Linked DNA regions of Homo sapiens: region 1 is linked to region 2. Evidence: chromatin loops called from intact Hi-C (ENCODE). Cell type or tissue: endothelial cell of umbilical vein. All regions are shown on one strand. Each heading gives the region's core, and the rest is flanking DNA. Links, peaks and the distances in the headings are about the cores only. Region 1 holds the start of LOC102725165 (a long non-coding RNA gene). Region 2 holds the start of PWRN2 (Prader-Willi region non-protein coding RNA 2).

The links. Peaks named below come from ENCODE experiments on the same cell type or tissue, not always from the same donor. Only the 100,000 strongest peaks of a DNase experiment are listed, where the experiment ranks them.
Region 1: a loop joins it to region 2, with 23 times the contacts of the local background. A loop is called at or near these places in 4 of 110 quality-filtered maps.

The regions. Positions count from the first base shown.
Region 1 is chr15:24,372,920-24,389,406 of GRCh38, forward strand. The region is part of intron 2 of LOC105370733 (a long non-coding RNA gene); the gene reads left to right. It overlaps LOC102725165 (a long non-coding RNA gene), which reads right to left and starts at 12,491. Exons shown (of 3, transcript XR_007064541.1): 1 at 12,397-12,491; 2 at 4,793-4,857; 3 at 3,794-3,930. In endothelial cell of umbilical vein, for the core only: no CTCF peak of the experiment used is centred there; no DNase peak of the experiment used is centred there.
Region 2 is chr15:24,161,098-24,177,584 of GRCh38, forward strand. It overlaps PWRN2 (Prader-Willi region non-protein coding RNA 2), which reads right to left and starts at 8,851. Exons shown (of 2, transcript NR_152824.1): 1 at 8,676-8,851; 2 at 3,680-7,798. The region is part of intron 2 of LOC105370732 (a long non-coding RNA gene); the gene reads right to left. It also overlaps a transcript of LOC105370733 not described here. In endothelial cell of umbilical vein, for the core only: no CTCF peak of the experiment used is centred there; no DNase peak of the experiment used is centred there.

The DNA.
Region 1 (16,487 bases), core at 5,024-13,023, 210 kb after region 2:
ACTTGGAGAATCATACACCACTGCTTTTTCTTTGAAATAAATTTATTAAAATTTCAATAGCTTTGGGATTACATGTAGTTTTTGGTTACATGCATGAATTGTATGGTGGTGAAGTCTGGGGCTTTTAGTGTACCTGTCACCTGAATAGTGTACATTTTACCTCATAGGTAATTTTTTATCCCTCACTAGCCTCCAACCCTCCTCCTTTCGGAATCTTTAATGTCCATGATCCCCCTCTGCATGCTCCTGCATATCCATTGCTTACCCCAAACTTATAAGTGAGAACATGTGGTATTTGGTTTTCTGCTCCTGAGTTACTTCACTAATGATAATGGCCAAATTGCTTTGAAAAACACTATTTTGTTCTTTTCTATGGCTGAGTAGTATTCTGTAATATACATACACACACACACACACACACACACACACACACACACACACACCACATTTTCTTTATCCACTAATTGGTTGATGGGCACTTAGATTGATTTCATATTTTTGCAATTGTGGATTGTGCTGTGATGAACCTAGAAGTGTAAGTGTCTTTTTGATAGAATGACTGTGTGTGTGTGTGTGTGTGTGTGTGTGTGTGTGTGTGTGTGAGAGAGAGAGAGAGACAGAGACAGGGTCTCACTTTGTCCTACAGGCTGGAGTGCAGTGTATTTAATTTATTTAAGCTCAATGTATTTAATTTATAATTGTATTAATTTCTTTGATATGTTTTCTAGTCCTCAGTATATGTATCTTATACTTATTTTATTAAATTAATTCATAGGTATTTAATTTTTATGCCATTTTACATGAAATGGTTTTTGAAATTTTGTTTTTAGATTGTTAATTGCTAATAAATAAAAATACAGTTGATTTTGCATATTGACCTGTACTAAGCTGTACTACAAGCTTGCTTAACCCTTTTTTCATATTTTGTTATGTTTTATTAGAGATTTTATGATGTCTGTAGGCAGGATCATGTCATTTGGAGACATAATTTGACTTTCCTTCAAATCTGACTTTTTTATATTTATTTTCTATACCAATTACCTTGTTCATATCCTCCAATACAGTGTTGAATAAAACTGTGAAAGTGATAGCCTTCTCTTGTTTCTAATTTTACAAGAAAGTTCTTGAGCTTCTCAGAAGATTTAGGATGTCATGTGAGGTTTTCTGTGCTTTCATGGTGAGGAAACTTTTCTTATTTGCCTAACTTGTTGCATGGTTTTATAAGGAATGAAATTTCACTTTAGCAGGTGCTTATTGCTCATCTTTTAAGATGACCATGTGTATTGTGTCCCTTATCTCTTAATATAGTTTATGGCACTAATTCTTTTCGTATGTTGAACCAAATTTGCATTCGTAAGATGTATACCTTCGTCAAAATTTATAAATTTTTACATGTCAGTTATTTGCTTTGATAGTATTTCCTTTAATTTTTGTGTTTATGTTCATAAGTCATATGATCAATATGATCATAGTTTTTCTTCAGTAACTTTGTCTAGCTGTGGTATAAGGCTGATAATTCACATTGGAAAGTGATCTATTCTTCATGTTGCTCTTACTGTTTTTTATGTGAAAGGTCTAAATTTATTTAGCACAAATAGAATGGAACACATGAAAAGGAGAAAAAATGTACATTTTTTCAAGGTAATTTTCAGACTTTGCAAACAATTATATTGTGTAAGTGAATAAAACCAAATCAGAGTAGTAAAAAGATGTAATTGGGCTACATAGATGGAGATTTAGAAAACACTAGAAAGGGAGAGAGAAAGGTGGGTGATAAATTACTCTTTTTAATATGATTTCATTGTTTTGCATATTTCTTTCTTTACACTACCTACAAGTATAGACAAACATGAAAATATGGGTTGACAAACAGGTACTTATTATTTAGAAGAAATACAAGATTTAAATTCTGGTATTTCATTAAGGTCAATTTAGTTTGTATGCTCAGGAGACCTAACATGTAGACATTTGATGTGACACATTTTGTGAGCCTTCATAAATATCTATAAAAAATGGAATATCACAGTTTTAGAAACTTAAAAGTTGAACAAAAGAAGGATTTAAATATTATTATTAAAGTTGTTACCTATTCCCAGATGAGGACTTAGAAAAACAAACAGTTGGCAAACCAGTGCAGCAGGTGACTTCCGTGAAGCCGGAGGCACACCCTGGGGACTGCGGTGTTGCTGGAGCTGACACTGCTGTGCTGCACATGTGGCTGCCACCAGTTTCCTCCCTCTCTGGGAAGTGGAATTTGAATTGCAGGTGCTGATGGCTGATGGACGGAGGGACAAGACCACATTATCTCAAAATGCTTGGCTCTGTTGCTTGCTCCTCATTTCACTGCTAGGTGCCACAGGCTTGGGGTTTACTGTTTATTTTTTGAAAAATATATGATAAATTGGTATTAATTATTTGAAGATGTAAAATCATTCACTGGTGAAGTCTTCTTGACCAAGTCAGGATTTTTTTTTTTTTCACAGACATGGTCTCACTCTGCATCCCGGCTGGAGCACAGTGGCATGAATGTAGCTCACTGCAGACTTGAACTCCTGGGGGGGTCAAGCAATCCTTTTGCCTCAGCCACTTGAGTAGCTGGGGCCACAGGCACATGCCACCATATCTGGCTAATCTTTTTTCTTCTTTTCTTTTCTTCCTTCCTTTTTCTTTTTTGTGTGTGGTAGAAACAGGTTCTAAGTATGTTGCCCAAGCTGGTCCTGAACTCCTAGCCTCAAGTAATCCTCCTGCCTCAACCTACCAAAGCATTGGGATTACAAGTTTGACCCACCATGATCAGTCCAGGGTAGGAAATGGAATCTTAACAACTGTCACGTGAGCTTTGAGGGAATCCTTCTCCAGATGAGCCTTCAGTTGAGACCTCAGCCTTGGACATCATCTACATCTGGATTCCTGACCCAGAGCAACTGTAAGTAATGTGTGTGTGATTTTGAGCCACCACACTATGTGGCAATTTGTTGTGCAGCAACTGATAACTAATACAAAAGATAGCACATTTAATTTCTAATACTACCCTGGATTAGATTCTGGAACAGAAAAATGGCATTACTAGAAAACCTGGTAAACTCAGAAGAAAGTCTGTAGTTCAGTTAATAGTTTTAAACCAGTGTAAGTTTATTAGTTTTCATAAATACATTATGGGTATATAAATAAGATGTAACATTCTAGTAAACTTCTGGGTATGTAAAACTAGCTGTACTATGTTTGCATCTTTATGTATATCTAAAACTATTTTAAAATGAAATCTTTGATTTTTTATTTTTAATTAAAAAGACAGGCATGCGTATATTATACCAGCTTCCGGGGAGGCTGACTTGGGAGGATTGCTTGAGCCCAGGAGTTCCAAACTGAAGTGAGCCATGATTGTGTCACTGCACTCCAGCTTGGGAAACAGAGGGAGATCAAGACTCAAAAAAAAATTGGCCTCAGAAGATGAATGGACATGGAGAAAAAAAATAGCCAAGCAGATTTCCGCATACATTTACCCTTCCATACATACATCCATCTACTTCAGGAAGCCACTATCAAACTCAAGGAACTCTTGTCCATATTTGACCTCCCCATCACACTCTTTATTACCAAGTAACTCGTTTGAGTGTCAGTAACCTCTCTGTTTTCAGAGATATTTGCCTATGCCTCACAAATCCCAGAAAGGCCCATTTTCAGATATCATTTAGGAACATATCTACATGATCCCACTGAACATATTTTGGCAGACAAAGTTTCTGGATGCCAAAGACCAAGATTGAGGAATGTTAGTGAGAAGAAATATAAATTATATTTTCATATTTTTTTTTATTAATACAGGCTTAGTTTTCTAAAGATAATTCTGCCTTCAAGCCTTGTTGGAATTCTGTGATAATGTCTTTTCACTCCACGATCTCCATCAGGAATTTTATGGAACCTTGTATTCTGTTGAATACCAGAATTACATCAGCAATCCCCAAGCCCCAAAGTCACCGGATGGGCATCATTATGACAGCAGGTGGGTGGAATTCAAAAAACAAAACAAAACAAAAAAAATATATATATATGTATGTATGTGTGTATATATATGTATGTATATGTATGTGTGTGTAGATATATATATGTGTGTATGTGTGTGTATGTATGTGTGTGTGTGTGTGTGTGTGTGTGTATATATATATGTATATATGGTGGTTGGTGGTTTTGGCAGTTTCTACTTATCTGGGCCTGGACAAAAAAATCTTTTCATACCAGATTTTTGGCAGCTGAGATTCAAAACAGGTTTTTCAAGGGCATGGAAAACCTGATAGTGGCTAAACAACAGGCGAGGTGTGGTGGCTCATGCCTGTAATGCCAGCATATTGGGATGCCAAAGTGGGTGGATTGCTTGAGTCCAGGAGTTCAAGACCAGCCTGGGCAACATGGAGAAACTCTGTCTCTACAAAAAAAAAAAAAAAAATAGAAAATGTAGCTGAGTACAATGGCACACACAGGTGGTCCCAGCTACTCAGGAGGCTGAAGCAGGTGGATGGATTGAGCCCAGGAGGTCAAGGCTGCAGTGAGCCATGATTGTGTGACTGCACTACAGCCTGAGCAAAAAAGTCAGACCCAAGAAAGAAAGAGAGAGAGAGAGAGAGAGGAAAGAAGGAAAGAGGGAAGAAAGGGAAGGAAGGATAGGAAGGAAGAAAATACAACATATCCCCAACCCTCCAGCAGTGATTTAAGAGATAGACAGAGGCTGAGTGGTGATTCTGCATATGTGCTGGCTAAACAAAGAATCCCACAGCAGGAAGGACTCTCCACTCACCACACACACAACTTCCTGTTCAACACGCTGCTGGACAGCACCAGGGTTGTTTCCAGGGACCATGCCTAAAAACCCACAAAGACATCAGACTTCATTCTGCACACCCATGGTCATGTATAATGTTGACTTGTTTTTTTCGTCTATAAACATAGGGTCTATTGTCTACACCATGGTAATAGTGACAGTGAGAAATGAGCTCCTGTGACCTAGAAACTTGGAAGAGACATTCAGCTTCATGGAAGTCATTCCTCATTCTTAGATGAGGATAACTGTTACGTGGTGTTATTTGAGCATTTGTAATTCAAGAAAACTAACTTCTTTAGGCTCATACTTTATTACTTGAGACATGACAGCTTCATTTAAGGTTCCTATTTTAAAACATGGTGGGTGTTTCCATTTATTTCATTTGAACTGGAGATACTATCATACTTTCGTGACTTGTCAAATCCCTTTTTATCTTGATTTCAATGCATGTTTTCTAATCTATCATGATGAAGAGTGTGAAGATTGTGCTTCACCAAACCAGGAAGCAATTAAAAAAAAAGCTCGAATGGCAAGCCATAAGTTAGACATAAGTAAATGCATACAAGCTGTAACCCATCTCAATGTGGCATATCAGGGAGATGGAGACTGGAGAGCTGAGGTTTAAAAGAAAACAGGCACTAAATTCAAAGCTGTGCTAAATGATGTCACAGGCACAGATGACATCGTGTGGTGCTCCAAGTTCCCAAACAACCTCTCTGACAGCACAAAAATTATGATTTCTCATAATATACTAAGCTACCAGGTTTCAGAGTGGCTGTCCTGGACACTACAATTTTCAAAAACTATCATTGCAAACAAGCCAAATTCCTAGACCTCTTCATGAGGCAAGTACCTAACACTCTTTCTCCATCCACACTTTAGACTGATTGGAAGTTAGAGTTCAATGGAAGGGTGGCTAATATAATTGAGACCATGATTTCATGTTCCCTTTATTCAGTCTTCCTGAAGCCTTAAATCCAGGTCAGGGAAACATTCATCTAACTCATTACAATTCTGCTTCCTCCTCAACAGATTTCTAGGACCATCATTTTTAAAATTATTTCTACATATGTAAGATAGGGATTTCAGTACTCCACTAAAAGCTCTCCATTTTTAATAGTTAGCAGTCCATGGAAGGCAGTTCTTTGCAAACCTACCACCAAAATATGAGGAAGCTGAATAGCTGAAGATAGAGGCTGATATAACCAGTCTCTTAGAAAGAAACATTTAGTAGGGATTTATGAGCAGATATTTGAGTCTCACATAGGGCTTATATACCATGGGGAAGGGGCACAGTTAGAGGTTATCAGATTGGAATCTGTTTACCTGGAGTTGGAATTATTCGTGGGTTCCCAGACTAATGTGAGAATGTGTTGGAGCATTATAGTGTGGGGACCCAAAAATTTCTGGGAAAGTTTATCCTGCATCTCCGTACAGATCTTGAAAAGCAACAAAAACTACAGCAACCAAACAGAACGGGGAGTAGAATACCAATTATACAGTATATGAGAGTCTTCCATGGACCTGGAAGTCGACTAAACCATGATATTGTGGGATCCTGGGAGAGGACATTTATAGCAGAAATATGAGTATTCAGTGCGTGCATAGCCTGGATTATATCGTGAGAATAATCTGGTGTATATATGCACCATTCAGTCTTAATGCACAAGTGTCCCACTAGGCTGCAGTTAGGATATCTAAGGCCATAGGGTTCTGTAGGGTCACTTGCCTAATCTGCATGATTTTTCAGTGGGAAGGGTAATGTTGGGTTAGGTGTTATTACTGGCAGCAGCTCTATACTTAGGGTCTCTACTTATAATTCTACATCTGTGTTTGCTATCTGGGAGGAAAAGGCAGCTGGTGAGTAGAACCAACAGGGTGCCCATTTTTGATGGTGTTGTCTGTCCTTCACATTTTCCCAGTTGTCAGGGAGACAGTCCAGATGGGACAGGATGTGTCCTGGTAGGTAAGGGCACCCCCAGGTGTTTCTGCCAGTCCAGCTGTAAGGTAAGTAAGACCAGCTATGACTGCTTCAGGCCTATAGCTATCTCCAGGAGAATGGATAGGCCCCACCATGTAGCTTGATACTATTTTGCCATCCTAGCCACATATTATTATTCAGTTGATGGGTTTGGCCACATTGCTAAGAGGTAACCATCCCTTAGCCTGGCTGCTAGTGTGGGGTGTGTTGCTCTTGTGTTTTTGGTTGCGTAGAGGTGCCTGACCCATTGCCTGAATTTGCACCATCATCAGCCATCCTATGTTGTCATGTACAGCATAGTCTATAGAGGGGGTGATGTTAACCTGCTTATGAGCCAGATGGAAGATATGTTTCCAGGTTTCCCCAAAAGTGGAGCACTCATGGTGAGTGGTACTGTAATCATAGATGGGAAATGGGTGAGAATTTTTACTTTTGTCCTACGTATAAACATAACTCCAAGTGCTCGAGGTGGTTGCTTGGATGTGCAATGGCAAGTCAGCAGTGGAGAAAGGGGTACCTCCCCCAGAGACCCAGCAGTCTATTTTGTTTTGGAGGAAAGCCACTGTCTACACCCATTCAGGTAGTTTCAGCAAAGATCAAGTATGTACTTATTACTCTAGAATTAACTGAGAACTTCATGTTAACAAAAGTATATTGGTTATCTCTCCTGCTTTTTCTCTTATTAATAGCTTCACATCTTACTTTAGCTCACATAACCAGGCAGGCATCTGAGTGAAGCCCACCTTTCAGGCTTTGAAGGGACTCAGCCCTTTGTACTGTATTTCCTTTTTAGGAGGACTACATGCTGTCTTGGGATTGTTTGTAGTGCACAAGATGCATCCTTCTGTAATTTTCCGAGTGATATTTTGGAAGTGTGGGCTACTGAGATGTGGTTGCACTAGGTTGGCGAGGACATCACTCCCATAGTGCGTTCCTTTATGTAGATGTTTTGAGATTGGATAAACCAAGGCCTTGTGGTTTCATCATCCTGTAGGTGTCAGTTTTCCAGGGGAATTGGAATCTCTTTTCTCAAACCCCTGGCTCGGGCACATTTGGGATCTTGTTCAGTGTAATGAGGTTTAAAATCTAGTAATTCCAAATGGAGTATTCATGTCCCAGGACCTGTGCCTCCCAAGCAGCTCATTATGCAGCTTTGCCAGCTGCCTGCTTACTTTTGGTTGTGAATTGTCTCTCTGGTGTTGGGGAAGTGAATGATGGAAGCCTGGGCAGGCAAGGCAATTGCCTTTACTAAGGCCAGAATTTCTCCTGAGTGTTTAATATCTGTATTTTCTGATTATAAGTAACCTCCTCTATGTTTCCAGATCACCCAATTGGCGTGCATTTCCAGGAATGCATTTATGGAATAAGAATAAATGTTTACTCCCTTTTCCTGGGACAGTTCTAAAGACTCAGGTAAGAGCAATTAACTCAGCACTTTGTGCGGAGGTAGCTGCAGGAAGGGTATGGACTACTATTACCCTTTTGGCAGTCACGGTGGCATATCCGGCTCTGTGCACATCTTTCATTAAGCTGCTCCCATCAGTGTAGTTCAAGTCCAGAGCACTCATTGTCTAGTTTGACAGGTTCAGCATGCTTGAATAAGCTGCATCAAGGATTTACAGTCATGCTTTAACCCAGGATTGTGTTCAGTGGCTGAGAGCAGTGTGGCAGGGTTTAGAGCCATGGTGGTTTGTAGGGTGATATTTGGATCATGTAAGAGGATGGCCTGGTATCTGCCCACTCACCCCACAGTGAGCCAGTAGCCTCCCTTTCATTCTAGCAGAGTCAGCACCTGATGGGGCACAAACACAGTAACTGGCTGTCCCAGAGTAAATTGTTCTACTTCCTGTAGGACTTCACAGTGGGTGCTTTTGCCCAGAGGAAGGCGGGGGCATCCCTTAACCTGTGGCCTAATTGTTTAGAGAAATGGGCCATGGAATGTGGGACAACTCCCAGCATTTGGATTAGCACAACCCACACCTATGGTTTGTTTCTTCTGGATATAGAATTTGAACAGCTTTTGGGAATTTGGTATCCCAGTGCAGAGGGTGATATCAGCTTTTCTTTGATGGTATAAAATGTTTGTTGACCTTTAGATGGCCAGAGAAGGGCCTCTGAGTCTAGTCCCTTTAGGGATTCATAAAGGGTTTTGGTCATTAGTCCAAATTTAGGAATCCAAATCTGGGAGAAGCTAACCCTTTCTAAGAATCCCCGCAGTTGCCCCCATTCTCTGGGACTTTATGGCTGCCATTGCCTGTTTTTGACCAGACCAGGCTCGTTTGGCCTTGCTTTAACCTAAAGCCAAGACAGGTTACTTTCTACTTTTGTATTTGGGGCTTCTTGGGAATACTTTGTATCCATATTGTACCAGGTGATTTAAAACTAAGATGACCTCAGCTAAGCATTTCCTATAGTTGTGGCTGGTATTAATTATCTACGTGTGGTTAGCCAGGCTTCTTAATCTTGTTGTAGGTCTCCTAAGTCTTTTGCCAGTATTTCCCCAAAAATCGATGGTGCATTTTTCAACACATTGAGGCCCCACTGTCCAACAGTATTGAAAGACTGTTTTAGTCTCTGGGTCCTGTCATTAAAAATAATAATAATAATTGCTGGGTCTTTTCTTTAATTGGAATGCAGAACAAAACATCTTTTAGATCTAGCACTGAAAAGCATTCATACTATCTATATATAGCAGTCAGTAGAGTATATGGGTTAGGCACCATTGGGTGAATATCCAAGACTATTTTATTAACAGCTCTCAGGTCTTGGGCAAATTGATATTTGTAGATGTGTAGCTTCCTTACAGGCACGATAGGGCTATTATATGGGGATCTGCAAGGATGAATCAGTCCACTTCTCAAATTTTTGAAAGACAGGCTGTATTCCTTCTAAGGCTTCCTTTCTTAATGTATACTGATTTTTTTTATTCGCCTCCCCCCCGCCGCCCAGGTCACAGTAGCCCCTTCTATTTTTTCCATGTGCACTCACTGTGTATTTCTTGTTTTTCCTGGGATTCCGTCTGCCTATTCACAATTACACACTCTCTCATAGACTTCTAAGGGAGAATTCTTGTTTCTTCTTAAGGCAAGTGAATAACATGTTACTTGCAGTGCTTGCTCTAGCAGGACCTGCAGCTGTAGTTGTTTCTCTGGGGATAAATTACTTGAGTATTTAATTTGCATAATGGGTCTTTTCCCAGCAAGGGAATTGGGCATTCTTGCATATAGAAATAGCAATGCCTTAGGTCCAAACTTTCTAGTTTGCATTCTAAAGGTTGTAGGAAAGCCTTTTGTTGCATTATTCTTGCAACTCCTATCACAGGTATGATCATTTTGGTGCTTTTTGCTCGTAAAGTGTTAAAACTGAATAGTTTGCCCAGTATCAACCAGGAAATCAATTAACTTTTTCCTCACTGTCAGTTGTACCCAGGGTTCCTGTGGGGAAATTTTAATTGTCTCTAAGTGATTAAGGAGAGTCCCCAGGCATCACTGTCTGTGGTCAGAGCAGTGACCCTGCTCCATGATTTGACTGTGGGCTTTTTCCTAGTCATATTCCTCCTTTTTCTGGCCCCTTGGTCCTTTCTTTTGGGACAGTCATCCTTTCAGTGGCCTTTCTCCTTACACTAGGCACGCTGGCTGTGTTCCAGAGGCTTGCCTCGATTTTTCTGATGCAGAGCCTTCCTTGTTCATTCCACATTTATGGTTGAAACTTCTGTTTCTTTGTCTCTGGAGCAGGGAAGGGGTCATTCCTAGTGAGGCTTCCTGTTTTGGCACCCCTTTCCTGAGTCCAAACATGAAGAATGTTTGTGAATATTCCAGATGGGCCATGTCCCCTTATCAATTGGAGCCCCAATTAGGGTTTGCATCCAGAATGGTTCCTTCAGGTTTGGGGTATTTGGATTTGTTTCATGGAGACACCAAGACTCTGGATCTTCTTTGGTCTGCAGCCAGAAGCATATTTAGGAGAGGCTACACATCTGCTCAGGTACACTGGTGGGTGGCACAGATAGACACATAGAGAGCAGTCATTTTCTGGGGATCCATTCTATAAAGTGGGGTGGAGTTTTTCCGTTTCACAAGTTAGTTGTTGAAAATGGGCTGGATGTCCAGTAATGTCTGACAGGTTGCCCACTCGCATCCAAGCCACCCATGGCCATCCTTATAAATGGGAATTCCCTTGCTCTGGCCATGGCACTTCCTTGCTAAATCGTGTACCCTGTCAAGCACTGGAAGGAGAGGCCGTCTCTGTTCTCTCATTATACTGAGGTGGCAGAGTAGCTCCCTCTTATTGGTCTGATGCCTCACTTGGTAGCATGAAGGCAATTTGGGCCAACGCAGAGGCCAGTGCTAAGGGCCCGGTATGGCAGTACTGCAGTGGGAGCTGTTGGGGTGGAGCAGAGGCCAGGTGCGTTCTGGCTGTGGCGGCTGGAGCTGCTAAAACAGCTTGGGTGTAGGACATTTAAAAGTCCTAATTCTTCTTCATTGCTTTCTGCCTGAATTTGGCTCTCTGGCTTGTGAAGAGCCTTTTTTCCATTCTGTCCTTTGGTACATCTTCCCTCATGGTATGAATCCTGATTTTCAAAAAGGATGAAGGTTTGGACATATTGTATTTTTTCTAATTTTCCCGACCTCTGACAAAATGAGTCTAACTGCATTAAAGGCTAGTATTGGTTGCGTCCTTTCAGAGGTCAAAATTTATAACATAACTTGTCCACAGTCCAAACAGCACTGCAATAATAGACCATTTTTCTCTTAGTCATGGGCTTATAGCTATAGGATCTACACTTAGCTAGGGTATGCCCCAGGGGCCTTTCAGAGGTGATAGAGACCTTGTTTCCCCTCCTGACTTGGTTTATATGTCCATACTGCTCATCCCTGTGAAACAGTGATGACAACTTTTATTTGTTGTCTCTCTTCTGTTCTGCACTGCTCATATCCTTCAACCAGACCTCTATGGGTTGGAAAGACTTTTCAAGCTTCATATAAGCAGTGCAATTTATACCACTCATGGTCCTAAAGGAACACTTGTGCCAATGTCACCACAGAGTTGGGACAGCCAAAGAGACCAGAGAATAAACTACTTGGGCAGGCTAGTGATTAGCACCAGCTAGCACAGCACTCCCCTACCACCGCCCCCCCTCCACCCCCCGCCCCGGGCCCACCAGCACATCAACTTCATCCCAAGTCCATGTTCTGCTGTCCTTAGTACCCTAGTAGAGGGTAACCGAATGGCAACAAATTAAATGGTAAATTAGCAGACAAAAAGGGCACAGGGGTTGGAGTCAGGACTGCCTAAATACTTATCCCATATGCTGTTAAGCTTTTTTTTCACATAAACAACATTAAGCACCATAAGCATGGTGGCAAGCCCTTTAGATAACCTATGGAATAGCTCACATCCTTCCTTTCCCCATAAAAACTGGCACAGCTGTGAGAAGTACTCCAGGGCCCTAAAAAGAGTGACCCTGCTAGGGCACTGGAGGCTGTTTCCCTCCAGGGCTGGATCCTGGATGGAGTGGGGCTTATGCAGATCACCTTGCAGAGGAAAGAAGGAGGAGGAGAGAGAGAAAGAGATGAGGGCCTAAATGTAGATATTGTACCTTTTACAGTTGCAGATTCAGACTGCACAGTCCCAGACAGATCCCCACTAAAGGGCTGGGTAAACGTCCTGAAACCTCCTCTCAATTTCAGATGCCCTCCCGCCAATCAGCTGACTCCAAGTGGAGCAAAGCCCAGGTGTTGACATAGATGCAGATAACATACACACCCAGATGATGTCACAATCAGCTATATGTAAACAGAGCAGAGGTCAGGTGACATCACAGAACAGGCAGAGGCAGTTCAGGGGGTATTCTGGTTGCCTTACCCAGCTCTGAAGTCTGTCAGCCTCTTCAGATGTCACTTGCCCTGTGGTAAGGAAGTGTAGTTGGCAGCTGGTGCAGTGGCAAGAAGAGAAAGGAAGTTCCCCAAGACAGAAACATCTCAGCAGGTAAAGAGAAATTCCCTAGAGCCCCAATCAAGGGACCAGCTAGTTGGAAGCAGGTGGCATTCCTGGGTAGTTTCTTTCCCTTCCAGTGGCCAGAATGGTTAAGCCTTGGTGTGCTTGTGTGTCTGATTGCCCCATTCATCGGAATCCAGACCGATGGTTTCAGGAACTCTGAGTGTGTTGTTCCCCTCTATGTGTCCATGTGTTCTCATCATTTAGCTCCCACTTATAAGTGAGAACATGGAGGTATTTGGTTTTCTGTTCCTGTGTTAGCTTGCTAAGAATAATGGACTGTAGCTCCGTTCATGCCCCTGCAAAGGGGGACATCATCTGGTTCTTCTTTATAGCTGCATTATATTCCATGGTGTATATGTGCCACATTTTCTTTATACAGTCTATCATTGATGGACAATTGAGATTGATTCCATGTTTTTGCTATTGTGAATAGTGCTGCAGTGAACATATGTGTTCATGTGTCTTTATAACAAAATGACTTATATTCCTTTGGATATATACTTAGAAATGGGATTGTTGGGTCAAATGGAAGTTCTGTCTTTAGGTCTTTTAGGAATCACCACACTGTCTTCCACAATGGTTAGCCTAATTTACACTGCCACCAACAGTGTATGTGTTCCTTTTTCTCCACAATCTTGCCAGCTTCTGGTATTTGTTTGATTATTTGTTATTTGTTATTTTTTGACTTTTTAATATACCCATTCTGACTGGTGTTAGATGGTATTTCATTTTGGTTTTGATTTGCACTACTCTAATAATGAGCGATGTTGAGAAGATTCAAATAAATGCAATCAGAAACAACAAGGGTGATATTACCACCGACCCCACAGAAATATAAACAACCATCAGAGAATATTATGAACACCTCCATGGACATAAACTAGAAAATCTAGAAAGAATGAAAAATTCCTGCACAAATACACCCTCCCAAGACTGAACCAGGGAGGAACTGAATCCCTGAACAGACCAAGAATGGCTCTGAAATTGAGGCAGTAATAAATAGTCTCAGTGACAAATTTTTAAAATGCCACTTAGAAAATGTACACATAATTTTGCTCTATGCAGCAAATATATTTGTAACAATCACTTTTAGGAAGGGTGTTAAGATATTTTATTATTTTTTCTCATTTAGCTTAATATTTTAAAAATATTTTTCTGCTGGCAACTATTTATATCTCCATTTTCATTGACATAGTCAATAATTTACCCACCTTTCTATTAAATAATAGTGGATCAACTGATGTGTATTATTTTATACTGAACTTTGGCACTCTTGACATAATTCATATATGAATAGTCATCCAAATGTCTTGGCCAGTAACGATGAGATTCATCCACCAAGGTTGAACAGGAATTTTCTCACCTGAAAGCAGCAAGCAATACAAAAGCAAGAACATGGTAGAAGAAATTCAGGAGTCCCACAAGCAGATGAGGATTTATTTAGGGCCTGAGAAGGTGCAGGGACCCCTCATAGGGGCCTGTGTACCACCCGAAGCATGGAAATAAAGGAAAATCTTGAGTCCCTTCACAGAAATTCCAGGCACCTCTCTACCTCTGAGAAGTTCATGAGCCACTTCACAAGCAAGAAGTTAAAACAGTAGCAAGGAATGGAGAGTCATGGGAATATGGGGTTCCCTATGGAAACTAAAAATCAAAGCTTAGCATATGTCCCTGAGTTGTTGTTCAGAAAGCTGCCCCTCTACCAAATGGATCCACTGGCACATAGACCTCAGATAAAGGGGATCTATGAAATGAACTCTGCCATTCTTTATTCTGAATTTCTTCCTGAGGGGCCTACAGGATGTTATGTCTATGAGCCAGAAGTACCATTATTTTCTGCTGATCCCAAATTTTCTGACAAATTTTACTTTCTTAAATAATCACAAATCAGTAAATCTTTGAATCCCCCTATGACCTGTAAGCTTCCACTTCTTCCCTTCAAGATACTTCATCATTTTAGGCTAAAACCAATGTGTAACCTCAATATATTAATTTATAACTGTGTATTACCTCTGCCTCTGTGTCTTTAAAATCCCCTACCTGTAAGCTGTCTGATAGTTTTGGTCTTTATTTTATTCTATTTTTTTATTTTATTTTTGGGACAGAGTTTTGCTCTTGTAACCCAGGCTGGTGTGCAGTGACTCCATCTCAGCTCACTGCAACCTCTGCCTCCCAAGTTCAAGCGATTTTCCTGCCTCAGCCTCCTGAGTAGCCAGGATTACAGGCAGGTGCCACCACGCCCAGCTAATTTTTGTATTTTTAGTAGAGATGGGGTTTCCCCATGTTGGCCACGTTGGTCTCAAACTCCTAACCTCAAGTGATCCACCCTCCTCGGCCTCCCATAGTGCCGGGATTACAGGTGTTGGCCACCATGCTTGGCCTGTCTGCGTGACTTCTTAAATGTTCTTTGACATTCTCCTGCAAACCTCATGATGTTCTCGTGTTTCTCCGATTGTAACGTGTTACATGAATTTATTCTTTCTATCCCATGCTTCTTTTTATTGATGCATTCTGTCCTTTAAGTAGTGCATTTAGAACATTGACATTTAAAGTGATTATTGATATAGTTGGATTAAAAATCTACCAAATTTGTTACCATTTTTCAGTTGTTGATTTGTCTTTGTTCCTATTTTTGTATTTCACTCATTTTCTACCTTTCGTTGTTTTGAGCACTTTATATCTGTTCATCTCATTTCTTAGCATATCTGGTTTTTTTTACCTTTTTAGTGGCTAATCTAAGTAATAATTTTATGCTTAATTAATCTAACGAAGAACAGCTTGTTAAAAACAGTAGTATGACTAATATTTGATTAGATATGGTTAAATATATATCATTGTGTATGTATATATATATACATGCAAACATTTATGTGCATTTATGCTTATATAAGTGAGATGAATAACTGCAATAAGTGATAGAAGGAAAGAATGTGGGTTATTCTGTTACTGTAATGTGTTCACACTACATCTTAAGTGATATATTGTTACTTAAAAGGGGGCTTGGATTAGTCAGAAATTTAAATTGCAAACTGTAGGGCAGCCTCAGTTCCTTGCTGGCTGTTGACCAGAGGCTGTATTCAGTTTCTTCCCATGTGGACTTCTCCCAAGTAGCAGAATGCTCTATCAAAGCCATCAAGGCAAAGAACTTGCTAGCAAGACAAAAAAAAAAAAAATCACAACTTTATGTATCATGATCAGTCATGTGACATCTAATATTCTTGTATTATTGTGTTGTACGAAAACAAGTCAAATTTCATGCCTATACCCACAGGGAGAGGATTACAATACAAGGTCATGCACCCTGGCAGGTGGGGATCATTGGGCACCATCTTAGGGTCTACCAGCCACATCAGGTCCTGTCTGATGTGCAACAGTTTCCCAGTCTTTGTTTATCTTGAAGAATCTTGGCCCCTAAGAGAAGAACTGGTGAGGTACTTTATAGGAAGCATCACAATGTGGATTCATCTGATGATTTCTCATTATTTGAATAGAATTATAGACTTATTTTGAACACCTTTATCTTAATGTGAAGACAATAAAAACTGAACAACATATTATTTAGAAATATAAACCTAGACATAAAAATAATATAAAATGGCAATGACAAATAGGAAACTGAAAATAATAGTAACCTTCATGGGGGTAAAAAATGCCATGAAATTGGGGAGCTGCACATTTAGAGCATCAACA
Region 2 (16,487 bases), core at 3,368-11,367:
CTATTGTCTACACCACAGTAATAGTGACAGTGAGAAAATGAGCTCTTGTGACCTAGAAAATTGGAAGACACATTCAGCTTCATGGATGTCATTTCTCATTCTTAGATGAGGATAACTGTTACTTAGGTGGTGTTAATTGAGCATTTGTAATTCAAGAAAACTAACTTCTTTAAGCTCATACTTTATTACTTGAGACATGACAGCTTCATTTAAGGTTCCCATTTTAAAACATGGTGAGTGTTTCCATTTATTTCATTTGAACTGGAGATACTATCATACTTAGGTGACTTGTCAAATCCCTTTTGTTCTTCATTTCAATGTATGTTTTCTAATCTATCATGATGAAGAGTGTGAAGATTGTCCTTCACCAAACAAGGAAGCAAGTAAAAAAAAAAAAGCTAGAATGGCAAACCATAATATAGACATAAGTAAATGCATTCAAGGTGTAACCCATCTCAATGTGGCATATCAGGGAGATGGAGACTGGAGAGATGAGGTTTAAAAGAAAACAGGCACTAAACTGAAAGCTGTGCTAACTGAAGTCACAGGCACAGATGACATCATGTTGTGCTCCAAGTTCCCAAACAACCTCTCTGACAGCACAAAAATTATGATTTCCCATAATATACTAAGCTACCAGGTTTCAGAGTGGCTGTCCTGAATCATTGCAAACAAGCCGAATTCTTAGACCTCTTCACAAGGCAAGTACATAACACTCTTTCTCCATCCACACTTTAGACTGATTGGAAGTTAGAGTTTAATGGATGGGTGGCTCGTACAATTGAGACCATGATTTCATGTTCACTTTATTCAGTCTTCCTGAAGCCTTAAATCTCTGTCAGGGAAACATTCATGTAACTCATTACAATTCTACTTCCTCCTCAACAGATTTCTAGGACCATCATTTTTAAAATTATTTCTACATACGCAAAATAGGGATTTCATTACTCCACTAAAAGCTCTCCATTTTTAATAATTAGCATTCCATGGAGGGCAGGTCTTTGTAAACCTACCACCAAAATATGAGGAAGCTGAACAGCTGAAGATAGAGGCTGATATAACCAGTCCCTTAGAAAGAAACATTTAGTAGGGATTTATGAACAGATATTTGAGTCTCACATAGGACTTATATACCATGGGGAAGGAATGTGTAGGAAAACTGAAGTCTACCTGTCAGGGAAAGGCAGAAATGCCATGTGAATCTAAGCACAGGATTTATAGTCATGGTGGTTCTGACCTAAGGGCAGGATTTACAGAAAAATAATGATTTTCACAAGGAACAGTAGACACAATAGAAATCTTATCCCCTAGTTTGCATATAAAGGAAAAAAATATTTATACCAAAAGCTTAGAGGCAGTCTCCAAACGGGGGTTAATCAGAAGTCAACATGATGAATTAGCTTTCAAGATTGAGTTGTTTTTGCCTCCACTGCTAGCTAGAGGGTAAATGCAGTTGGTCAGCTTATGTGAAAGTAGAAGTCTATTTCTTCAATAATATACTGTAATACAGAAGATGAGGTACCCCTTTTTCCAAGTAGTCATTGCCAGTCAAGGAGAAAAGTGCCATATTCCATTCCTCTTATGATACACATGTAACTGAGTGCAGGTCCGGCTGTTCTATGCATTCAAAAGCAATGACAAGGAGGACTTGCAGGGTGAAAGGAAAGTGACTTTATTTTTCAAATCCAGCAGTAGGGAAATGGCTGGATGACACCTGTATAAACCAGTTCACAAGGTTGGACTGAGGGCAGGTTTTTAAAGAAAGGGAAGCATAATGCATAACATGGGAGGCATGCAGGAGGTGTGCAGATTCAGGGAGTCTGTGTCTTACTCCCATGTGTATCTTGAGTTATGGTCCACCTGGAGCCACAGACTGATACCATCTTGATAGTGCCAGACCATAGGTATCCATCCAGAGGCAATCTTTAAGAGAGAGACAATACCACAGCTGGGCCTGTATGTTTGATTCATTTTAAATTAGCCTCTGGTATTTTTTGACAGGCATATAGTTAGATAATTATGCATTGTGTGAGTTTCGCCAGCATACAGTTAGATAAATGTGTATAAGGCATGGACATGTACAGTGGGAAACTGAATGGGGTGTGGTTCCAAAGTATATTTCAAGGTTCTACTTGAAGACTGAGGCAATGGTTTCTGCAGTTTGCTTCAAGGTTACATCCTGAGACTGGGAGGAAGGAAAAAAAAGAGAAAGGAAAAACTTAAGTGTATTTTGAAGCAACATGACTCAATTACAATCCTGCACCATAAAAGACCATAGCATTTCCAAGGAACGTGGGCAACACAGTCCATCTAGTTTCTTCCTGCTGAGAAGGGGCACAGTTAGAGGGTATCAGATTGGAATCTGTTTACCTGGAGTTGGAAATATTCGTGGGTTCCCAGAATAATGTGAGAATGTTTTGGAGCATTATAGTGTGGGGACCCAAAAGTTTCTGGGAAAGTTTTTCCTGCATCTCCATACAGATCTTGAAAAGCAACAAAAACTACAGCAACCAAACAGAACGGGGAGCAGAATACCAATTATACCATATATGAGAGTCTTCCATGGACATGGAAGTCGACTAAACCATGACATTGTGGGATCCTGGGAGAGGACATTTATAGCAGAAATATGAGTATTCAGTGCATGCATACCTTGGATTATATCGTGAGAGTAATCTGGTGTATATACGCACCATTCAGTCTTAATGCACTGGTGTCACACTGGGCTGCAGTTAGGATATCTAAGGCCATAGGGTTCTACAGGGTCACTTGTCTAATCTACGAGTTCTTTCAGTGGGAAGGGTAATGTTGGGTTAGGTGTTATTACAGGCAGCAGCTCTATACTTAAGGTCTCTACTTATAATTCTACATCTATGTTTGCTGTCTGCGAGGAAAAGGCAGCTAGTGAGTAGAACCAACAGGGTGCCCATTTTTGATGGTGTTGTCTGTCTTTCACATTTTCCCAGTGGTCAGGGAGAGAGTCCAGATGGGACAGGATGTGTCCTGGTAGGTAAGGGCACCCCCAGGTGTACCTGCCAATCCAGCTGTAAGGTAAGTAAGACCAGCTATGACTGCCTCACACCCATAGCTAACTCCAGGAGAAAGGATAGGCCCCATCATGTAGCTTGATACTATTTTGCCATCCTAGCCACATATTATTATTCAGTTGATGGGTTTGGCCACATTACTAAGAGGTAACCATCCCTTAGCCTGGCTGCTAGTGTGGGGTGTGTTGCTCTTGTGTTTTTGGATGCGTAGAGGTGCCTGACCCATTGCCTGAATTTGCACCATCATCAGCCATCCTATGTTGTCATGTACAGCATAGTCTATAGAGGGGGTGATATTAACCTGCTTACAAGCCACATGGAAGAAATGTTTCCAGGTTTCTCCAAAAGTGGAGCACTCATGGTGAGTGGTACTGTAATCATAGATGGGAAATGGGTGAGAATTTTTACTCTTGTCCTATGTATAAACATAACTCCAAGTGCTCGAGGTGGTAGCTTGGATGTGCCATGGCAAGTCAGCAGTGGAGAAAGGGGTATCTCCCCCACAGACCCAGCAGTCTGTTTTGTTTTGGAGGAAAACCACTGTCTACACCCATTCGTGTAGTTTCAGCAAAGATCAAGTATGTACTTATTACTCTAGAACTAATTGAGAACTTCATGTTAACAAAAGTATATTGCTTATATCTCCTTCTTTTTCTTTTATTAATAACTTCAGATCTTTCCTTGGCGCACATAACCAGGTAGGCATCTGAGTGAAGCCCGCCTTTCAGTCTTTGAAGGGACTCAGCTCTTTGTACTATATCTCCTTTTTAGGAGGACTACATTCCATCTTGGGATTGTTTGTTTGTAGTGCACAAGATGCATCCCTGTGTAATTTTCCGAGTGATGTTTTGAAAGTGTGGTCTACTGAGGTGTGGTTGTACTAGGTTGGCGAGGACATCACTCCCATAGTGCATTCCTTTATGTAGATGTTTTGAGATTGGATAAACCAAGGCCTTGGGGTTTCATCATCCTGTAGGCGTTATCTTATAGGTGTCAGTTTTCTAGGGGAATTGGAATCTCTTTTCTCAAACCCCTGGCTTGGGCACGTTTGGGATCTTGTTCAGTGTAATGAGGTTTAAAATCTAGTAATTCCAAATGGAGTATTCATGTCCCAGGACCTGTGCCTCCCAAGCAGCTCATTTTGCAGCTTTGCCAGCTGCCTGGTTACCTTCGGTTGTGAATTATGTCTCTGGTGTTGGGGAAGTGCATGATGGAAGCCTGGGCAGGCAAGGCAATTGCCTTTACTAGGTCCAGAATTTCTCTTGGGTGTTTAATGTCTGTATTTTCTGATTTCAAGCAACCTCCTCTATGTTTCCAGATCACCCAATTGGCGTGCATTTCCAGGAATGCATATATGGAATCAGAATAAATCTTTACTCCCATTTCCTGGGACAGTTCTAAAGACTCAGGTAAGAGCAATTAACTCAGCTCTTTGTGCGGAGGTAGCTGCAGGAAGGGTATGGACTACTATTACCCTTTTGGTAGTCACAGTGGCACATCCGGCTCTGTGCACATCTTTCATTAAGCTGCTCCCATCAGTGTAGTTCAAGTCCAGAGCACTCATTGTCTAGTTTGACAGGTTCAGCATGCTTGAATAAGCTGCATCAAGGATTTACAGTCATGCTTTAACCCAGGATTGTGTTCAGTGGCTGAGAGCAGTGTGGCAGGGTTTAGAGCCATGGTGGTTTGTAGGGTGATATTTGGATCATATAAGAGGATGGCCTGGTATCTGCCCACTCACCCCACAGTGAGCCAGTAGCCTCCCGTTTGTTCTAGCAGAGTCAGCACCTGATGGGGTACAAACAAGGTAACTGGCTGTCCCAGAGTAAATTGTTCTACTTCCTGTAGGACTTCACAGTGGGTGCTCTTGCCCAGAGGAAGGGGAGCCATCCCTTAATCTTTGGTGTAATTGTTTAGAGAAATAGGCCATGGATTGTGGGGCATCTCCCAGCATTTGCATTAGCACAACCCACACCTATGCTTTGTTTCTCTTGGATATAGAGTTTGAACAGCTTTTGGGAATTTGGTATCCCAGTGCAGGGGGTGATATCAGCTTTTCTTTGATGGTATAAAATGTTTGTTGACCTTTAGATGTCCAGAGAAGGGCCTCTGAGTCTAGTGAATCCTTTAAGGATTCATAAAGTGTTTTAGTCATTAGTCCAAACTTAGGAATCAAATCTGGCAGAAGCTAACCCTTTCTAAGAATCCCCATGGTTGCCCCCATTCTCTGGAGCTTTATGGCTGCTATTGCCTGTTTTTTGTTTTTTTTTTTTACCAGACCAGGCTCCTTTGGCCTTGCTTTAACCTAAAGCCAAGACAGGTTACTTTCTACTTACATATTTGGGGCTTCTTGGGAATACTTTGTATCCATATTGTACCAGGTGATTTAGAACTAAAATGACATCAGCTAAGCATTTCCTATAGTTGTGGCTGGCTATTAATTATCTATGTGTTGTAGCCAGGCTTCTTAATCTTGTTGTAGGTCTCCTAAGTCTTTTGCCAGTATTTCCCCAAAAATTGTTGGTGCATTTTTTAACACATTGAGACCCCACTGTCTAACAGTATTGAAAGGTTGTTTTAGTCTCTCGGTCCTGTCATTAAAAATAATAATGATAATTGTTGGGTCTTTTCTTCAATTGGAATGCAGAAGAAAACATCTTTCAGATCTAGCACTGAAAAGCATTCATAATGTCTATATATAGCAGTCAGTAGAGTATCTGGGTTAGGCACCACTGGGTGAATATCCAAGACTATTTTATTAACGGTTCTCAGGTCTTGGGCAAATTGATATTTGTAGAAGTGTAGCTTCCTTACAGGCACGATAGGGCTATTATATGGGGATCTGCAAGGATGAATCAGTCCACTTCTCAAATTTTTGAAAGACAGGCTGTATTCCTTCTAAGGCTTCCTTTCTTAATGTATACTGATTTTTTTATTCGCCTCCTCCCCGCCGCCCAGGTCACAGTAGCCCCTTCTATTTTTTCTATATGCACTCACTGTATATTTCTTGTTTTTCCTGGGATTCCTTCTGCCTATTCACAATTACGCACTCTCTCATAGACTTCTGAGGGAGAATTCTTGTTTCTTCTTAAGGCAAGTGAGTAACATCTTAGTTGCAGTGCTTGCTTTAGCAGGACCTGCAGCCATAGTTGTTTCTCTGGGGATAAATTACTTGAGTATTTAATTTGCATAATGGGTCTTTTCCCAGCAAGGGAATTGGGCATTCTTACATATAGAAATAGCAGTGCCTTAGGTCCAAACTTTCTAGTTTGCATTCTAAAGGTTGTAGGAAAGCCTTTTGTTGCATTATTCTTGCAACTCCTATCACAGGTACAATCATTTTGGTGCTTTTTGCTCATAAAGTGTTAAAACTGAATAGTTTGCCCAGTATCAACCAGGAAATCAATTAACTTTTTCCTCACTGTCAGTTGTACCCAGGGTTCCTGTGGGGAAATTTTAATTGTCTCTGAGTGATTAAGGAGAGTCCCCAGGCATCACTCTCTGTGGTCAGAGCAGTGACCCTGCTCCATGATTTGACTTTGAGCTTTTTCCTCATCATATTCCTCCTTTTTCTGGCCCCTTGGTCCTTTCTTTTGGGACAGTCATCCTTTCAGTGGCCTTTCTCCTTACACTAGGCACACTGGCTGTGTTCCAGAGGCTTGCCTCGATTTTTCTGATGCAGAGGCTTCCTTGTTCATTCCACGTTTATGGTTGAAACTTCTGTTTCTTTGTCTCTGGAGCGGGGAAGGGGTCATTCCTAGTGAGGCTTCCTGTTTTGGTACCCCTTTCCTGAGTCCAAACAGGAAGAATGTTTGTGAATATTCCAGATGGGCCATGTCCCCTTATCAATTGGAGCCCCAATTAGGGTTTGCATCCAGAATGGTCCCTTCAGGTTTGGGGTATTTGGATTTGTTTCATGGAGGCACCAAGACTCTGGACCTTCTTTGGTCTGCAGTCAGAAACATATTTAGGAGAGACTACACATCTGCTCAGGTACGCTGGTGGGTAGCACAGATAGACACATAGAGATCAGTCATTTTCTGGGGATCCATTGTATAAAGTGGGGTGGAGTTTTTCCATTTCACAAGTTAGATGTTGAAAATGGGCTGGATGTCCAGTAATGTCTGACAGGTTGCCCACTCTCATCCAAGCCACCCATGGCCATCCCTGTAAACGGTAATTCCTTTGCTCCGGCCATGGCAATTCCTTGCTAAATCATGTTCCCTGTCAAGCACTGGAGGGAGAGGCCGTCTCTGTTCTCTCATTATACTGAGGCGGCAGAGTAGCTCCCTCTTATTGGTCTGATGCCTCACTTGGTAGCATCAAGGCAATCCGGTCCAACGCAGAGGCCAGTGCTAAGGGCCCCGTATGGTGGTACTGCAGTGGGAGCTGTTGAGGTGGAGCAGAGGCCAGGTGCGTTCTGGCTGTGGTGGTTGGAGCTGCTAAAACAGCTTGGGTGTAGGACATTTAAAAGTCCTAATTCTTCTTCATTGCTTTCTGCCTGAGTTTGGCTCTCTGGCTTGTGAAGAGCCTTTTTTCCATTCTGTCCTTTGGTATAGCTAGCAGCTGGCATCTTCCCTCATGGTATGAATCCTGATTTTCGAAAAGCATGAAGGCTTGGACATATGGTAGTTTTTCCTAATTTTCCAGACCTCTGACAAAATGAGTCTAACTGCATTAAAGGCTAATATTGGTTGCGTCCATTCAGAGGTCAAAATTTATAACCTAACTTGTCCACAGTCCAAACAGCACTGCAATAATAGACCATTTTTCTGTTAGTCATGGGCTGATAGCTATAGGCTCTACAGTTAGCTAGGGTATGCCCCAGGGGCCTCCCAGAGGTGATAGAGACCTTGTTTCCCCTCCTGACGTGGTTTCTATGTCCATACTGCTCATCCCTGTGAAACAGTGATGACAACTTTTATTTGTTGTCTCTCTTCTGTTCTGCACTGCTCATATCCTTCAACCAGACCTCTATGGGTTGGAAAGACGTTTCTAGCTTCATATAAGCAGTGCAATTAATACCACTCATGGTCCTAAAAGGAAGACTTGTGGAAATCTCACCACACAGCTGGGACAGCCAAAGAGACCAGAGAATAAACTAGTTGGGCAGGCTAGTGATTAGCACCAGCTAGCACAGCACTCCCCCACCACCACCCTGCCCCCGCTCCACCCCCTGCCCCGGCCCACCAGCACATCAACTTCATCCCAAGTCCATGTTCTGCTGTCCTTAGTACCCTAGTAGATGGTAACCGAATGGCAACAAATTAAATGGTAAATTAGGCAGATAAAAAGGGCAGAGGGGTTGGAGTCAGGACTGCCTAAATACTTATCCCATATGCTGTTAAGCTTTTTTTCACATAAACAACATTAAGCACCATAAGCATGGTGGCAAGCCCTTTAGATAACCTATGGAATTGTTCACATCCTTCCTTTCCCCATAAAAACTGGCACAGCTGTGAGAAGTACTCCAGGGCCCTAAAAAGAGTGACCCTGCTAGGGCAGTGGAGGCTGTTTCCCTCCAGGGCCGGATCCTGGATGGAGTGGGGCTTATGCAGATCACCCTGCAGAGGAAAGGAGGAGGAGGAGAGAGAGACAGAGATGAGGGCCTAAATGTAGATATTGTACCTTTTACAGTTGCAGGTTCAGACTGCACAGTCCCGGACAGATCCCCACTAAAGGGCTGGGTAAACGTCCTGAAATCTCCTCTCAATTTCAGATGCCCTCCTGTCAATCAGCTGACTCCAAGTGGAGCAAAGCCCAGGTCTTGACGTAGATACAGATACCATACATGCCCAGATGATGTCACAAGCAGCTATATGTAAACAGAGCAGAGGTCAGGTGACATCACAGAACAGGCAGAGGCAGTTCAGGGGGTATTCTGGTTGCCTTACCCAGCTCTGAAGTCTGTCAGCCTCTTCAGATGTCACTTGCCCTGTGGTAAGGAAGTGTAGTTGGCAGCTGGTGCAGTGGCAAGAAGAGAAAGGAGGTTCCCCAAGACAGAAATATCTCAGCAGGTAAAGAGAAATTCCCTAGAGCCTCAATCATGGGATCAGCTAGTTGGAAGCAGGTGGCATTCCTGGGTAGTTTCTTTCCCTTCCAGTGAGCAGAGCGGTTAAGCCTTGGTGTGCTTGTGTGTCTGATTGCCCCACTCATTGGAAACCAGACCAATGGTTTCAGGAACTCTGAGTGTGTTCTTCCCCTCTATGTGTCCATGTGTTCTTATCATTTAGCTCCCACTTATAAGAGAACATGGAGATATTTGGTTTTCTATTCCTGTGTTAGCTTGCTAAGAATAATGGACTGCAGCTCCATTCACGTCCCTGCAAAGGACATCATCTGGTTGTTCCTTATAGCTGCATTGTATTCCATGGTGTATATGTGCCACATTTTCTTTATACAGTCTATCGTTGATGGACAATTTAGATTGATTCCATGTTTTTGCTATTGTGTATATTGCTGCAGTGGACATATGTGTTCATGTGTCTTTATAACAGAATGATTTATATTCCTTTGGATATATACTTAGAAATGGGATTGTTGGGTCAAATGGAAGTTCTGTCATTAGGTCTTTTAGGAATCATCACACTGTCTTCCACAATGGTTAACCTAATTTACACTCCCACCAACATTGTATAAGTGTTCCTTTTTCTCCACAATCTTGCCAGCCTCTGTTATTTGTTTGATTATTTGTTATTTGTTATTTTTTGACTTTTTAATATATACGTTCTGACTGGTGTTAGATGGTATTTCATTTTGGTTTTGATTTGCGTTACTCTAATAATGAGCGATGTTGAGAAGATTCAAATAAATGCAATCAGAAACAACAAGGGTGATATTACCACTGACCCCACAGAAATATAAACAACCATCAGAGAATATTATGAACACCTCCATGGACATAAATTAGAAAATCTAGAAAGAATGAAGAATTCCTGCACAAATACACCCTCCCAAGACTGAACCAGAGAGGAACTGAATCCCTGAACAGACCAAGAATGGCTCTGAAATTGAGGCAGTAATAAATAGTCTCAGTGACAAATTTTTAAAATGCCACTTAGAAAATGTACACATAATTTTGCTCTATTCAGCAAATATATCTGTAACAATCACTTTTAGGAAAGGTGTTAAAATATTTTATTATTTTTTCTCATTTAGCTTAACATTTTAAAAATACTTTTCTGCTGGCAACTATTTATATCTCCATTTTCATTGACATAGTCAATAATTTACCCACCTTTCTATTAAATAATAGTGGATCAACTGATGTGCATTATTTTATACTGAACTTTGGCACTCTTGACATAATTCATATACGAATAGTCATCCAAATGTCTTGGCCAGTGAAGATGAGATTTGTCTGCCAAGGTTGAACAGGAGTTTTCCTACCTGAAAGCGGCAAGCAGTACAAAAGCAAGAACATGGTAGATGAAATTCAGGAGTCCCACAAGCAGATGAGGATTCATTTAGGGCCTGAGAAGGTGCAGGGACCCCTCATAGGGGCCTGTGTACCACCCCAAGCATGGAAATAAAGGAAAATCTTGAGTCCCTTCACAGAAATTCCAGGCACCTCTCTACCTCTGAGAAGTACACGAGCCACTGGACAAGCAAGAAGGTAAAACAGTAGCAAGGAATGGAGAGTCATGGGAATATGGGGTTCCCTATGGAAACTAAAAATCAAAGCTTAGCATATGTCCCTGAGTTGTTGTTCAGAAAGCTGCCCCTCTACTAAATGGATCCACTGGCACATAGACCTCAGATAAAGGGGATCTATGAAATGAACTCTGCCATTCTTTATTCTCAATTTCTTCCTGAGTGGCCTATGGAATGTTACGTCTATGAGCCAAAAGTACCATTACTTTCTGCTGATCCCAAATTTTCTGACAAATTTTACTTTCTTAAATAATCACACATCAGAAAATCTCTGAATCCCCCTATGACCTGTAAGCTTCCACTTCAAGATACTTCATCCTTTTAGTCTAAAACCAATGTGTAACCTCAATATATTAATTTATGACTGTGTATTACCCCTCCCCTCTGTGTCTTTAAAATCCCCTACCTGTAAGCTGTCTGGTAGTTTTAGTCTTTATTTTATTTTATTATTTTATTTTATTTTGGGGATGGAGGTTTGCTCTCGTAGCCCAGGCTGGAGTGCAGTGACTCCATCTCAGCTCACTGAAACCTTTGCCTCCTGAGTTCAAGCGATTTTCCTGCCTCAGCCTCCTGAGTAGCCAGGATTACAGGCAGGTGCCACCATGCCCAGCTAATTTTTGTATTTTTAGTAGAGATGGGGTTTCCCCAAGTTGGCCAGGTTCGTCTCGAACTCCTAACCTCAAGCGATCCGCCCTCCTCGGCCTCCCATGGTGCCGGGATTACAGGTGTTGGCCACCATGCCCGGCCTGTCTGTGTGACTTCTTAAATGTTCTTTGATATTCTCCTGCAAACCTCATGATGTTCTCTTGTTTCTCAGATTGTAACGTGTTACATGAATTTATTCTTTCTATCCCATGCTTCCTTTTATTGATGCATTCTGTCCTTTAAGTAGTGCATTTAGAACATTGACATTTAAAGTGATTATTGATATAGTTGGATTAAAAATCTACCAAATTTGTTACCATTTTTCAGTTGTTGATTTGTCTTTGTTCTTATTTTTGTATTTCACTCATTTTCTACCTTTTGTTGTTTTGAGCACTTTATATCAGTTCATCTCATTTCTTAGCATATCTCTATTTTTTTACCTTTTTAGTGACTAGTCTAGGTAATAATTTTATGCTTAATTAATCTAACAAATAACAGCTTGTTAAAAACATTAGTTTGAATATATTTGATTAGATATGGTTAAATATATATCATTGTGTGTGTATATGTATACATACAAACATTTATGTGCATTTATTCTTATGTAAGTGAGATGAATAACTGCAATAGGTGATAGAAGGAAAGAATGTGGGTTATTCTGTTACTGTAAGGTGTTCACACCACATCTTAAGTGATATATTGTTACTTGAAAGGGGGCTTGGATTAGCCAGAATTTTAAATTGCAAACTGTAGGGCAGCTTCAGTTCCTTGCTGGCTGTTGACTAGAGGCTGCATTCAGTTTCTTCCCATGTTGACTTCTCCCATGTGGCAGAATGCTCTATCAAAGCCATCAAGGCAAAGAGCTTGCTAGCAAGACCAAAAAAAAAAAAAAAAATCACAACTTTACGTAACATGATCAGTCGTGTGACATCTAATATTCTTGTATTATTGTGTTGTGTGAAAGCAAGTCACATTTCATGCCCATACTCACAGGGAGAGGATTACAATACAAGGTCATGCACCCTGGCAGGTGGGGATCATTGGGCACCATCTTAAGGTCTACCAGCCACATCAGGTCCTGTCTGATGTGCAACAGTTTCCCAGTCTTCGTTTATCTTGAAGACTCTCAGCTGCTAAGAAAAGAACTGGTGAGGTATTTTATAGGAAGCATCACAATGTGGATTCATCTGATGATTTCTCATTATTTGAATAGAATTATAGACTTATTTTGAACACCTTTATCTTAATTTGAAGACAATAAAAACTGAATATATTATTTAGAAATATAAACATAGACATAAAAATAATACAAAAAGGAAATGACAAATAGGAAACTGAAAATAATAGTAACCTTCATGGGGGTAAAAAATGCCATGAAATTGGGGAGCTGCACATTTAGAGCATCAACAATATTGATAATATTCAGTTTGTTAAGGTCAGCAGTGAATTTTTAAAGAAAGAAAAAAAGCTTTTCTATTTTACGTTAGCTTTGGACTTACATAACAGTTGCATAGTCAGCATGGAGAGTTAATATGCAACCAACACAGAGTTTCCATCATTATTAACCTCTTATATGAGCATGGGTATTTGTCACAATTAACACACCAACATTATGCATTCTCATTCACTGATATCCACATATTAATCAGATTTCTTTTCTTCCTAATTACTGTTTGTTTTCTGTTCTAGGATCTCTTCCAGGATAACACCTTTAGATATCATGTCTCCTTAAGCTTTTTTTGTCTCTGCAGTTTCTCTGAATTTCCATGTTTTTCGTGGCATTGACATCCTCCATTTAGGATTTCTATGATTGTTTTTACTAACAATTAGACTGAATTTGTAGATGTGGAAGAAGAAGAGACAGGAGTGAGTGTAATACTCATTATACCATGGGCATATATTCTCAAAATGCTTTTATCACTATTGATACTAATTTGAGCACCTGGATGAGGCAGTGTGTGTCCAGTTTCTCCACTGTAAAATTAATTTTCCCCCTATCCACGTCGTACTTTTTGAAAAAAACGTCACTATGCACAGCGCATACTTAATATTGGGGAATTATTCTTCACCTCCTTAGGGCAGAACTTGTATAGTATCGTTTGTATTTCATTATCATAGGCAATGTATCTCTTCTCCAGCATTTATTTAGTCAATTATTTATATTATATGGAATATTGGCAAATAAAAAATATTTATTTCCCCTGTGATTAGACTAGTTTATTGTATTGTTCAAATTGTGCTAGTGCTGGTCATTAGAAGGCCTTTCAGTCAGCTGCTTTACCACTTTGAAATACCCATATTATTGCTATTTGATTTGGTTTGTGTGGTGTGTTGTTTGGTTGTGTTGTTTAACTTTTTCTTACTTTCTGGCTCTACAAGGTACTTAAGCTTAATAGTGTTGATTCCCTTCCCAGCCATGCCATTTACCATTTTCCCCCAAATTCCTAGTTCCTTTTTTGGTGAATGGCATTAGAAACAAAGGTCTCGGCAATGGTGTTGTCATTTCTGCCAGGCGTCTGTTAATTCTATGTTTTGTCATCTGACAGAACAAAGGATTATATGTATGTATGTAATTCACACTCACATATGTATATGCATTTCTACAACATTTCTCCATTTATTCCTATGTAAAGTTCAGCATGAATTCTTATTAATGTTTCCAGCACCCATGATCTAATTCAAGACTACATAAATCAGTTTCCCCATTCCCACTACTTGTATGTAACCTCCCACGCTAACAGTGAGATAGTTGGCCTCCTTTATATAATCAATGAGTCCAAAATACATGCAGAGTAGTTTTAGAATTGGTAATTCATACACCCATGGGAAAGAATGTTTCTAACTAAAGAAGAGAATTTATGTACAGATACTTTGACATTTAAACTAAGAATCTCTCCTTATTTTTATATTTCTTAGGTTGGTCCCCTTTGCCCCCAAATGTCTGTTTCTTTTTCACAATATTTTAAATGGAATTGTTTTCTATGTTTTATTTTAGATTAATTGACAATATATAGAAATGCAATTGATTTTTATTACTCTAGTATACTAAAGTGTTACTGAACTCATTTTTTGTTTCTAATCTTCTTTTAGTAATTTCCTTAGGATTTTCTATACATAGGATTATGTCATTTATGAATAGAGAAAGCTTAACTTCATCCTTTTCATTCTAGAAGTCTTATATTTATGTTTCTTGCCTAATTACCCTGGCTACATGTTCCAATACAATACTTAATAAAAGTAGCAAGAGCATACATCCTTGTCCTGTTGCTAATTTTTTGAAGAAATTACTGAAACATTCATAATATGGTGTGTTGTTGTGTGAGTTTTTCATAGATGCCTTTTATCACTTAAGAAAATTTCCTTTTATGCCTAATTTGCTCGGCATTGTTATCATGAATGTGTTTTGGATTTTTCAACTGCTTATTCTGTATCTTTAGAGATAATTATGAAGCTTTTGTCCTTCACTCTGACAATATAGCGTATTACAGTAATAGTTTTTGTATGTTTAACAAAACATATTTCAGGGACAAATGACTTTGCTCATAATGTCTATTTTTATTAGGTTACTGGTTTATTTTGATAGTATTTCCTTCAGAATTTTTGCCTCTGTTTCATGGGGCATATTTGTCTGTAATTTTCCTTTCTTGAAATCTCTTTGTCCAGTTGTGCTATCAGGGAAAACGGGCTTCATGCGGCATATTGGGAAGTGTTCTCTACTCCTCTGTTTTTATTTTTTTTTCTTGAAAGATTAGTTAATAAAGATTGTTATTAATTTTCAAAGGGGTTAGAATAATTCACCAGTGAAGTCATCACAACCTAGAAAAAAATTGAATCCTACCAACACTAACATGAGCTGGGAAAGGGATCCTTCCTCAGGGGATGCTTCGCTTGAAACCTCAGCCTGGGTCATCTGATCCAGAGAAAAGGTTAAGTAATAGTTACGTGTGGGTTTGAACATCTAAGCTGTTCAGTTATATGTTATACAGCGACCTGTAGGTAATATACCTGAGAGTAAATGTAATTAGATTCTAGAAGAGAAAATGACATCAGTGGAAAACCTGGCAAAATATTAAGAAAGTCTGTCTTTCAGTTAATGCTTCAAAACTATTAACTGTATTTCAGGTAATAGTTTTGTACCACTGTCAATTTCTGAGTTTTCATAAATACATTCTGGTTACATGAGTTGTTAACATTTCAGAAAGCTGTAGATTATGTAAAACTGCATTATCTTTGAAACTTTCTGTAAAACTAAAATTATTTTCAAATAAAAATATTCTTAAAATATATTATTTAGGAACAAAAAAAAATACCAACACAGATGGACATAAACAACAAGAAACCTTGGACCAGAGGATGAGTGGAGATGCAGGGAGTGAAAGGCAAAGTACTTGCCTTATTATCCCCATTCCTACACAGGGCACCTGCTTCAGGCTTCAGGCACCTCATCAAGCTCCAGGGACTCTCATCCATTTTCTTCTTTCCCATCATATGCTCCATTACCCAGTCACCAGTTCATACATCAGTAACCACTTTTTCAAAGAAAGGTGCCTGCCCCACATGTGTTAGAAGGCCCTATTTTCAGGCACTTTGTGGTAGTGTCTTTGTAGGATCTCACTAAAGACATTTTGAAAGACATGACTTCCAGACAAGATTGAGAAACACCAGTGATGGGGAACATAAATAATATTTCTACATTAGGAGTGTTTTCTTAGTTCAGAGATTCTCTTGTTCAAGTTTTAAAGTTTTTAAAGCCTTTGAGAATACCCTATGATAATTAAGTTCTTTTTATTATGCAGACTCCATCATGAATTCATGGCACCACACAGTCCCCTGATGCTATAATATCATGGATTTCTTTTGTCCAGTGAGAGGCCCAAAAGCTGCAGCACAGACAATATCATAGTGTAGAAGGTTCACTAGCTATGAAAATAAAAGCTTCTAATCATGGGGTTGTAGGCTGATTCCTGCTTACAGAGACCTGAAATGAACCTTCAGACACCAGGCATATGAAAGCGAGGCATGTTAGTGATACAGAGTGTGTTGTGCAGAGGTGGAAATAGCCTAATAGAAAAAAGGAAAGAAGAGCACAGTACAACATAGCCCAGCCCACCATGCAGTGATCTAAGAGATGGACACAGGCTC